Linked DNA regions of Homo sapiens: all the other regions are linked to region 2. The links are chromatin contacts, found by Hi-C or POLR2A ChIA-PET in ENCODE. All regions are on one chromosome and are shown on one strand. The core of a region is the stretch at or near the end of the contact, and the rest is flanking DNA. Distances in the headings are between cores, read along the strand shown. Region 1 overlaps ARID1B (AT-rich interaction domain 1B). Region 2 has its middle 19 kb from the start of SNORD28B. Region 3 overlaps ARID1B (AT-rich interaction domain 1B).

Region 1 (3,562 bases), core at 928-3,427, 590 kb before region 2:
TCTCCTGCCTCAGCCTCCCGAGTGGCTGGGATTACAGGCGCATGATACCACGCCCAGCTAATTTTTGTATTTTTAGTAGAGACGGGGTTTCACCATGATGGCCAGGAGGGTCTTGATCTCCTGACCTTGTGATCCGCCTGCCTTGGCCTCCCAAAGTGCTGGGATTACAGGTGTGAGCCACAGCGCCCGGCCTACAAAAGCTGTTTTGAAAAATTAGCCCGGTGTGGTGGTGTGTGCCTGCAGCCCTACCTACTCAAGAGGCTGAGGTGGGAGAATCGCTTGAGCCGGGAGTTCCAGGCTGCAGTGAGCTATGATGCTGCCACTGCACTCCAGCTTGGGCCACAGAATGAGACTCTCTTTAAAAAAAAAAAAAAAAAAAGTTAAGGAAATCTGTTCTGTAACCAGTCCATTGACTCTACAACTCACTGGATCTCAAGTTCTCTAAGGACAAACACCACTTCCTATTCATATTTTTGCTCCCCAAATAGTAAGTCCGGTAAGAGAACATGTGCTCCTAAGTATTCACTGAATTAAATACTTTCTGTATAAGAAATTTTACATTATTCATTGTAAAGGTTGAAAATCAAATTAATTGGCAAGAATTATATCAAAGGTATCAACCATAAGCTTAGATGCCTCTGATTAAATATGAGATCACTATTTCCTATCATTCTCCCACATGGCAGCAATACAGAAGACTCCCATCACCCGGGAGGTAACATACATCTACCACTGCTACTGCCACTCCCACCATCACCTCAACTATCCCCGCCATCAGCACTCTTGACAAGGCATTTATTGGATGTACACTTAATAAATCAGCAAACATTGCTAATTTCAATACTGAAGTCAAGGGGAATCTCACTGACTCCTCAGACTAGCCTGTGGGGTAGATTATCATCTCCATTTTACAGATGGGGAAAGTGAGGCTTAGAGATGTTAAGTAATTTGGCCACAGTCACACAACTATGGGGCGGCCCAATTGGGATTAAAGGCCAAATATGTATCACCCCCAGGGTCCTTACTTAATGACTATCTACCTTTGAGTAAAACTTTAGAATTTCAATTTATACACTGGCTTTGTATAGTACAGCTATGACGAATTCCCAAAACTTTTTGAAGATTAACATGTATTATCTTGTGACTGTTAAATGCATCATTATCTTCTCTTTTGCTTGGAATCTTCATAACCGCAAAAAGATATAATCCTACTTCACCTTGACCACCAGGACATAAGACGATCCTTTGTAGCAAAAATGCCAACAGCCAAAGTTGTGAAATTTTGTCCCAGCAGTGTTTCATGGAAGACGTGGGAGTAGAGACATAGTGTGGCTGACCTGACTTAGAGGGGTTTCGCAAAGCAACCAGGGAGTGAAATAATCAGGAGTAATACGAATAAAATATGATAAACATGGCCAAGAAGTTAAATCCAAAAGGGAGCTCAAAGAATGGGAGTAGGAGATCACAACACTCTCAGCTCTCTGTGTTGTAAGAGCAGGATGGCAGAACACAAGAAAAGTCAATAGAGTATGGTAGATCCCTGTGACAACATGGCCTTAATGTGGCCATGGGTCCAAGCTACAGGAGCAGAATACACAGAGGCAAAAAATGAGAAATTATTTTTATGGCACATTTCTCTGATTGTAAGAACGCACATATGCAACTGTCATGAATACTGGCTGCCATTCCCTAATCCAGGTTACAGGTAAGGAACTGGTCAGTTGAGATAACAAAAGCTCCAGGTGCATAGGAAGAAGGCAGTAAAACGCACCAATGTCCCTCCCTATCAGATGGCTCAACATGCTGAAGTGTGTCGGAAGTGATTGAAGCGCACTTCCCCACTCTCCTGAAACACAGGCAAACCAGCTGTGTTGGATGCTGCAGTGGGCAAGTTCCTAAGCTTGCACATGCATTCAGACAAACAGGAAATGAGATGTCCAGAGCTGGCAGGTAAGAAAGCTCCTCTGGCAGTCCTTAACTCCTTGCTAGTAAGACTTTTCACTTCCTAGTAGAAGCAAGAGGATGTGCTGCCCCCATTTAAACTATGGAAGGAGTGGCCAGGAGAAGCCAGAGAAGGACTCCATGGATGCACTAGCCGTTCCTCCCCTCCCCCTCACCATGGTTTGCAGCGAATCCCCTGAGATAAGCACAAAAAACAGTGGCAGGCTGCAGGCACCACACATGCATGAATGAAGACAGTACAAAATGTGAGTCACCTCACTTAAAACAGAAGTGTTCCTTTGAAACACCACACAAATTGGGCATATGTAAATTAAGTCACTGGCCCAAAAGTTTACATTATTTAGCATATTACTGGTCTGTTTTTTATCCTATCCCCTTAAACTCCCTTCTCACCCTTCAAGCTCCCGGTTTGTAACTACTAAGTGCGTCTCCAGCTAAATCCTTGAACAATAATCCCTCTACCTTCACCCTAAAACTAGTTGTGACAAATCTGAATTCCAATAGATCAGATTTTTTTAGAGTGTTTTGCCTATATGTACCAACAGTAAGCATCTAGAATGAAAGAAAGACTAAGATATTGACCATTTCCACGATATTCCATTATCCCCAACATCACCATCATGCACACACTTATTATCTGCTATAGATTAATTACTTGCATTGTATTTCATATGTATATTCAAAAACATATTACAGAAAGTACAGAAAGGTACTATTCAACTCAAAGGAATAAAGTCTCAACAGGCCACGATTCTAGATTCGAGCAAGATACTCTGAAGGGTAAATAACATAAACAAGGGCTAATGGGGCCTGTCAATGACTAAAGCTTATGTATTACTATAACTATCAAGTATGAGAATATATTAAGTTTGCAAAACAAAACAAAAGATTCCACAAGCTAAGGAAATTCAAGTGATGTCAAATGAAAAAAGCAGAAAATACAGGCACAAAACTAGCACTGGGCCGGGCGTGGTGGCTCACGCCTGTAATCCCAGCACTTTGGGAGGCCGAGGCGGGCGGATCACAAGGTCAGGAGATCGAAACCATCCTGGCTAACACGGTGAAACCCCATCTCTACTGAAAATATAAAAAATTAGCCGGGTGCAGTAGCGGGCGCCTGTAGTCTCAGCTACTTGGGAGGCTGAGCCAGGAGAATGGCGCGAACCCGGGAGGCAGAGCTTGCAGTGAGCGGACATCGTGCCACTGCACTCCAGCCTGGGAGACAGAGCAACACTCCGTCTCAAAAAAAAAAAAAACTAGCACTGGTATCTAGAAAACTGACTAGAAAAAGGAAACAGAAATATTAGCTGTAATTATCTCTCTAGAATGGAAGAAAAACAGGTGACCCCATCTTATATTTTGCTTTTAGTTTTTTAATTTTTTGAGACAGGGTCTCTCTCTCTCTCTCTCTCTCTCTCTCTCTCTCTCTCTGTCACCGAGGCTACAGTGAAGTGGCAGTATCACAGCTCACTGCAGCCTGGACCTCCCGGGCTAGAGCCATCCTCCCACCTCAGCCTCCTGAGCAGCTGCGACGACAGGCACACCATCACACCCGACTAATTTTTTATATTTTTGTAGAGATGAGGGTCTTGCTATGTTG
Region 2 (3,439 bases), core at 940-3,439:
CTTACATCAGAGCTTAGAGAAAAGGGAAAAAGGAAAGAAACAATTAAATAGCTGAGATTCCCTGAATTTGGGTTATATCATATGTAGTTTCAGACCTAATTGCGTAAAACTAATTAGGCCAAAGAGAATCCACCTGATGAGACAAATATTGTCACCATCCAGGGGCAGGCAGGGGTGAATGGGTGCTTACCTTTCCTGTTAACGGGTGGGCTTGGGCTGGTACCTGTGAATATTCTGGCTTGGCTTGAACATATTTAACGTCAAAATCATCCTCATCCTCCTTCTCCTAATCACCATCACTGCTGTCATCTGTTGAGTGCTCCCTAACTCTCCTACATAATATCTCCTTCAACCTGCATAATATTCCTGTCAAAGTAGATAAGATCATCTCCATGTTACAGATGAGGAATCTGAGGCTGAGAGCAGGAAAATTACCCAAAATCTAATGGTTAATAATTGAAGTGATGATAGTTCATTTTTATTGAGCACGTGGCGGGCACCACGCTAAGTGCTTTGCATGGATTGTCTGAGGTTACTACACTCACTGCAGATGAGGAAACAGAGAGGCAGGGAAGTCAGGTCACCTGCCCAAGACCACACAGCTTCTGAGAGCAAGAACCAGAACTTGAATTCAGGTGGTTGTGTCAGAAGGTGCGAGAATTAGGATTCAAACCTAAATATACTTAATGCAAAGCCCATGCTGGTACCATTGCAACTCCCTGTGGCCATGGGCACTTGCAGGGCAGAGGCAGCCATGCCAGCCAAGGATCGTGTGACTTGTGTTTCTTTACACACACTTCATGGATGTAACAAAAGTATGGTAGTCACACTGTGCTTCTGTCAATTGAATAAGGTGATTCTGAGGCACAGTCATGGAGGATTTGCCTGTATGAGTGTGCATTTGTGTACATATGTGTGTGCGTGCTTCCTTTTCCTGCAGTACTTCAACTGGACAGGATTGCATGCTCCAGAACTTTCTTTCAATATTCCCTTCACTTAGGGAATCTTTGCCCCATTCAGATAACAGACTGCAATCTGGGAAAATACTTCATGCCGCAGCATTAACACCAAAGAATGTATCAAAGGCTTCTCTTTTCTAGAATGGCACACTAACATCTTTTATTAGGTGCAGATGTTTTCTGCGCTTTAAACAAAATGAGCGACTACGTGTAGAAATTCAGCCTCCTTGACAGGGAGTTGGAGGTCTCCTCAGGTGCATTGTGTATGTATGTATGGTGGGACTGAGTGAGGGGGGCTCAGAAAGGATTTTTTTTTTGGGAAAGAGAGAGACGCTTCTTTGCTTCTGAAACTGTCAAACAGACCCAGGTTTCTCGTTCCACCTACATTGTGATCCCCAGGCCTCATCCTTCCTCCCTCTGGGCTAGCAGGAAGATTTAAGGAGGGGCATGGATCTGGGGGAGACGTAGCCGGAGGAAAGTGGGTCAGTAGGCTGAGAGGCAGGGGACGCATCTCGATTCCATTTCCTGGATTGTGCCCTTTGTCAGACTTGCCTACAGACAGAGGGCCTGTGTGTTCCAATTTTGCAGAATTACCTTCCCTGGTTGGAACCCAATCCCCCAACCTCAAGCTCTGCAGACATCTTCCCTGATCAATGTCCTGTCCTCTTTTCTCTGTCAAGTTGTTCCTCCTTCCCGAGCTCTATTGTGATTTGGGGCACCTGAGGAATTAACTATTTCTCTCGTGTCTTTGCCTAACCACAGGTGAATGTCTCGACCCGCTTTTAAGCTGGCTCCGCCCTCTGGACGCGTTCTTTTAAAGGTGGGAGCTCCGACGGAGGGCCCTGATTCCGGCCTCGCTACCAGCTGGGCTGTGTGGGGGAGCGAGGCCTAATAACCCAGGGGGCGCTGGGCGGGAACGGCGTGGATCCCTCGGCCTCGCACACCTGGCTCCTAGTCCTCTCGGCCGGGCCGGTGATCCTCTGGTCGGGGGTGGGGGTGGGGGGGGCTTGCGGCAGCTCACACCTGAGGCCGTTACAAAAGGCCTGCAGCTTAACTCGCTGCAGCTCGGGGGGATGGATTGCCTACTAACTGCAGGCGCCGTGGTGCGCCGAGAAAACAGCGAAAACTGGGCCAGCGGAGGCGGGTGGGCCTCCTTGGAGGAGCGCACCTGGGGTGCGGGAGCGCCTCCTGGCAGCCTTGGCCTCGCCTCCCACGCGTGGACGCGCAGGGCCCAGGACACCGCAGCCGCCTACTCCTTTCTGCAGCCCCGGGGTCTGAAGGTAGTTACGAAGGAAATCTTTTGTAAAATGTTCCTTTTTCCTCCTCTACATTTTCTTTCTCTGTCCCTCAGTAATCCCGGTTCAGGGGTTAGCGTCCCTCACTAATCCCTGGATTTAAAAAACATTCTCCTTTTACACCCAAGCTTCAATTGGTAGAACAGAGAGACAACTGACGTCGCTTTTGTTTTGCCAGCTTTTGTTTCCGGTGCATCAGAAACTTTTTGCACCTGAGACATTATGAGATTGTGCCCCAGCCGGTTTCTAAATTATTTCTAGGTGAAAAAATTTTGCAACCTACCTTTGCAGTAAGAATTCCCCCTACCCCTCCTTTAGAGAAAGTACTTGACAGTGAATAACATCCTATATTTATAGACCAATGATTGCTACATTTCATACCGTGTAGGTTTCCTTCTGAAACCTCAATCACATTTGGTTACTGTGGTAGGGGTTTAAATGTAGCAACTAATGGGCTGTGGCAGCAGGCATTTCCCTACCTCTCCTTTTATTGAACCTTTAAGTGGCAACTGTGCTTCTCTGGGTAAGAGCAAGGCTTTGAGATTGCGTTCCATGGGTTAGCTCGGTTCTTTAGCGAAGATTCAGAGATCCTGAATTGCATCAAGAGATGCATTTGTCGGTCTGGGTTTCAGATAAAAGCATGAAATCTCACTGACTTGCTGAACATTGTGGTTTTGAATCGGGGCTTTGGAGATGAAGCTGTGAAACCTCCCAAACCAAAGTTCCTAACAGAAATCACCAGCTGTGATTTACATATTGGCTTTGCCACAAAGTTTTAGTTCGACTCTGTTTCTGTTGTTATGGTGTCTTATGAATATTTTCTGATATTTAACCCAAAGCCCTCTTGCTGTTTCCAAACTGGTTACCTGAGATAACTGAGGCACTTGTGCTGCTGTTTGGACGGGATTACTTCATGTACTTAAAGGCTGGCCATACTGCAGACTAAATACATCTGGTATCACCCTCTACTAAGTTTTTAAAAAGTCTTTGCTGAATGAAATGCAAAAAGAAAATGCAAACAATGCTTGGGCTTTCCTTTTCTTTTCCAGGCTCTCTTTACAACTCTTGCAAAGATGTCAAGACATATTTCAGTATTCCACCAGCGAGGTTACAGTTTTATTAGTGATGGCCTTGGTTCACACCATAAATGTGAATTTACCATTTTCTGTTGGCTTGACTGACCTG
Region 3 (3,841 bases), core at 1,284-3,783, 630 kb before region 2:
TTCCCACCAACTACATGTGCTTCTTGTTCAATTAAAAGTAATTAGTTAACAAAATAAGTCAATAATAACATTACCCATTGTTCCATGTCAATTAATAATCATGGAAATGTGAATAAACATCTTATCTTTCAAGGTAGCAAAAATTAAAAATATAGTGGTCCAGGTTTATGTGTACACCTAGGTTTCTCAACATCTATGGTGGGCCTGTAGCTAAGAATGACCCGCCCAGAAAACAATCTTCCATTACATATCAATATCCTCAAACATACTCATGCCCATTTATCCAGCAATCAAGCCGCTAGAAAGAGCTATCTTCAAGTTATAATTTGTGATCTACCATTTATATATTAAGCATGTGTACCACATTATTTAAAATAACATATTAGAAAAAAACGTACAAATATGGGAGATGGTTAAAGTATGGTATATTCACATGATAGAGCATTAATAATCATGAAAAATTCAGGTTTTAAGAGATAGTTTGTAACACGGGAAAATGCTCATAACTGTGTTAATGTAAAGAAATTAAAAACAAAAAATTTGACATTTTAAATATTTGAATGTATCCATTTGTTTTCCCCAAGCTTCTAGAGTTTGTGCCATGCTGGAAAATGTCTTCCTCACTGCAGCATTTTAAAAAATATTCATTTTGGGCCGGGCGTGGTGGCTCACACCTGTAATCCCGGCACTTTGGCAGGCCGAGGCAGGAGGATCACCTGAGGTCAGGAGTTCGAGACCAGCCTGGCCAACATGGTGAAACCCTGTCTCTACTAAAGACACAAAAATTAGCTGAGCGTGGTGGCGCATGCCGGTAGTCCCAGCTACTTGGGAGGCTGAGGCTGAGGCAGGAGAACAGCTAGAACCAGGGAGGCGGAGGTTGCCGTGAGATCGCACCATTGCACTCCATCCAGCCTGGGCAACAGAGTGAGGCACCATCTCAAAAAAAAAAAAAATTTCATTTGTTTTCTTTTAATATATTTGACTTTTTTACATTTAAATATTTGATCAAACTGTAATTTATTGTGAAATAACAAGAGGAGGGGGTGACTCCATTTTAATTTTCCATTTGAATAACTGTGATGAAGAATATTCCTTTATTTTTTCCAGTGATTATAGATATCATACCTTTACCATAATTAAACATTAAAATGATATAGATTTTGCCTCCAATTCCAGGCAAGGATGGGAAAGGCAAAATTACACAAGTGAGCTGTTCTGCCCAAAGGGGAATAAAGGTGAGGAGAGGAGGCTAGTAACAATCAACAAGAAATTGATTAAATTTCCAGTCACAATAATATTTATCTGCAAGGGTATTACCAAGAATTTAGATGCTCTTGGAAAGAATAATTTTTGCCTACATTGGTGTCCAGGGGATAAAAATACTCTCCTTACAATGTTTGCTGTATCTCCCTTGATTGGGCCAACAAGTCCAATACACCAACTACAACCTATTCCATTAATCATACTTTTACCTACATTAAGGAAAAGTAGACACTAATAAATAAACTGCTCTCCAAAACCATGTTCCAGGATTTATGACAATTTAAACTGCAGGAGAAGCATATGGGTTGCAAAGTTTTAATTTTATCAAACAAAGAAGTTGTTCCGTGTTTTTCTTTATTATTATTTTATTAACTTTTTGGGATTTTAATCCATTAAAAACATAGAACTCTTAAGAAAAAAAAAAACCAACCATAAGCCACTGCCAGCATTCCTCTTTTACTTATTAATTCTCCTCGTTCTCCTCATTAGCATGACAGACCACATGACGGCTGAAGGACATGGCTTGCTGAAATCGCTCAGTGCACCGTTAGCCAGCAGTGGAAAGAACACGCACGGTAGCCTCGTGCTGCTGAGTACAGCGGCCGTCCTCTGAATGTATTGGAAATGAACTAAAACCTTGTCTCTATACAGGGACCCAATAAATATTGGTAACAATGAAAAATACATCTATGCAATCAAAAAGCATTTGATAAACTTAGTACTCTAAGACACAATTTCAAGGCGGTGTGATGTTAACATAATTACACTTTTCACCGCAAGTGATATGCTCACATGATCTCCTCCACTAGGATGCTGGTGTGTCTTTCTATTCAAGGCTGTTAAATTTAAAACAAAGTCAGTCAGCACTGTGGTCACACCCTTATTTCCAATTATGTTCTCTAACTCAGTGAGGATACCTCCACAGAGGATTTACAAAGCAATGAGGACACCTGGTATGAACCAATCTTGAACTCTTGGTATCACTCAGAGACAGAGAGACCTTGAAGTGTGCGAAACCAGCCACTACTATGCAATGTGGTGTTATAGCCTCTTCCACCCAAGGTGGAGTCTAATTCTCTACCCCTCAATCTGGACTGGATTTATGATTTACCTGGGTCAAGAGACTGCTGCAGCAGCAATCATGCTGTGCCACTTCCAAGTCTAGGACTCAAGAGGCAATTCTTCTAATCATTCTCTTGAAACACAACCAACCACCACATGAACAAGCCCAGACTAGCTTGATGATAACACATGGTCCTGTTACCACATCGCCTTAGCCAAGAGCCAGTCAAGCCAAGAGCCCGAGAAGCAGAGCCACTTAGCAGGTCAGTAGCTGACTGAAGTAGAAGGAACAAGCCCAGTACAAACCAGAACCACCCAGCTGAGCCCAGCCCAAATCGTCAAACTGTAGAATCATGAGCTACATAAATGGTGGCTGTTCTGAGCACTACTGCAAAAACTAACTGATGCACTGTACAACTTTAAATAAAGGAACTCTAGGTGCCATGGATTTACAGGCAGAGTTCCAGGCAAGAACACCATGACACTAAAGGAAGTTCTGAAAGCATCCACGCAGCCAATTGCTTCTTTCATCTCCACTCCCTCCTTAAAACCTTCGAAGTCTTCCAAGACCGTAAAATTAAGCCGAGCTGCTTACCATGGTCCACAAGAAGCTAAACCACGTGGCTCCCGCCTGCCTTGCAGGTCCTCGGTCCTGCCACCCGCTGCTCTTCACAATGTTCCCGCTGCACTGGCTTGCCTTCTGTTCCTCCAAATGGCCACTGTTCACCTGAGGGCCTTTGCACTGGCTGCTCCCTCCTCCTGAATTACTGTGCTACCAGATCATCCCATGGCCAGTCCTGTCGTACCAATCACTCCTCAAGAGAATCCCTCTCCTTCTTTTGTATAATCACCTGAGATTTTCTTGTTTATTCATTTGTGTATCACCTTTCTCCCTTTACTGAAATGTCAACTTCACAAGAGCAGGCTAGCTCATTCACTGTTGCATGTCTCTTACCTGGAAGAGTGCCAGACACAGAGTAGGAGCTCACTAAATATTTGTTGAATAAATGTATATGAATGAATGCGCTAAAGACTATAACAAAACAATAAAAATATAAATACATGTGTATGAACCCAAATTTGACACAGCTCATTATGACACAGGTGGGGATATAACAAGGTTTAAAATATGCTCTACCTAATATAACTATATAAGTAGAAGTCATATGTGTGGTTGGTGATACATGCTTGCATGCATTACACATGACTGTTACTAAAAATCAAACCAAAAACCAATTTTGCTATATTGAATACATATATATGCATTTGATGCATTTGTCTCTCTAGCCAAGAGTAGACCTTAAATTCCTTAAAAAGGATTAGTTCTTATAAACTGATGGCAATAAAATGAGTATGTATGTTGCTCAAAGATAGATCTTTTCTATCCATCCTGAGTTAAGAGGTAATGACTTCTAGACTTGAATCATACCAATAAATAACTCCAGTTAGACTACAGTAAATATTTTATAAAAATACATACAGTTCGCAATCCTTCCAAACAATTTTAAAAAGTAAT

Evidence for each region. Hi-C counts contacts between places; a loop is a spot of excess contacts on that map. ChIA-PET counts read pairs that join two places held with the same protein, here RNA polymerase II (POLR2A). Pooled maps may share reads with other maps.
Region 1: a pooled map shows a loop between it and region 2 (5-fold over the local background). The contact joins two enhancer-like sites. A Hi-C loop is called at or near these places in 2 of 37 single-sample maps with no recorded cell type and 3 of 50 pooled maps. POLR2A ChIA-PET finds 5 or more read pairs at or near these places in 1 of 52 experiments (Panc1).
Region 3: a map with no recorded cell type shows a loop between it and region 2 (3-fold over the local background). The contact joins two enhancer-like sites. A Hi-C loop is called at or near these places in 4 of 168 maps with a recorded cell type or tissue (B cell, CD4-positive, alpha-beta memory T cell, OCI-LY7 and 1 more), 7 of 37 single-sample maps with no recorded cell type and 11 of 50 pooled maps. POLR2A ChIA-PET finds 5 or more read pairs at or near these places in 5 of 52 experiments (CD4-positive, alpha-beta T cell, CD4-positive, alpha-beta memory T cell, OCI-LY7 and 2 more).

The regions. Positions count from the first base shown.
Region 1 is chr6:156,986,991-156,990,552 of GRCh38, reverse strand. The region is part of intron 4 of ARID1B (AT-rich interaction domain 1B); the gene reads right to left. Among named protein-coding and RNA genes, the nearest start is that of MIR4466, 210 kb to the right of the region's middle. Within about 2 kb of position 2,177, at least 5 of the 41 ENCODE cell types and tissues checked have a DNase peak (open chromatin) inside an H3K27ac peak, as active enhancers do.
Region 2 is chr6:156,395,706-156,399,144 of GRCh38, reverse strand. No RefSeq gene overlaps it. Among named protein-coding and RNA genes, the nearest start is that of SNORD28B, 19 kb to the right of the region's middle. RefSeq lists enhancers at 1,580-2,109, 2,110-2,640 and a silencer at 2,922-2,971. Within about 2 kb of position 2,189, at least 6 of the 41 ENCODE cell types and tissues checked have a DNase peak (open chromatin) inside an H3K27ac peak, as active enhancers do.
Region 3 is chr6:157,028,908-157,032,748 of GRCh38, reverse strand. All of the region lies in intron 4 of ARID1B (AT-rich interaction domain 1B), which reads right to left. Among named protein-coding and RNA genes, the nearest start is that of MIR4466, 250 kb to the right of the region's middle. Within about 2 kb of position 2,533, at least 2 of the 41 ENCODE cell types and tissues checked have a DNase peak (open chromatin) inside an H3K27ac peak, as active enhancers do.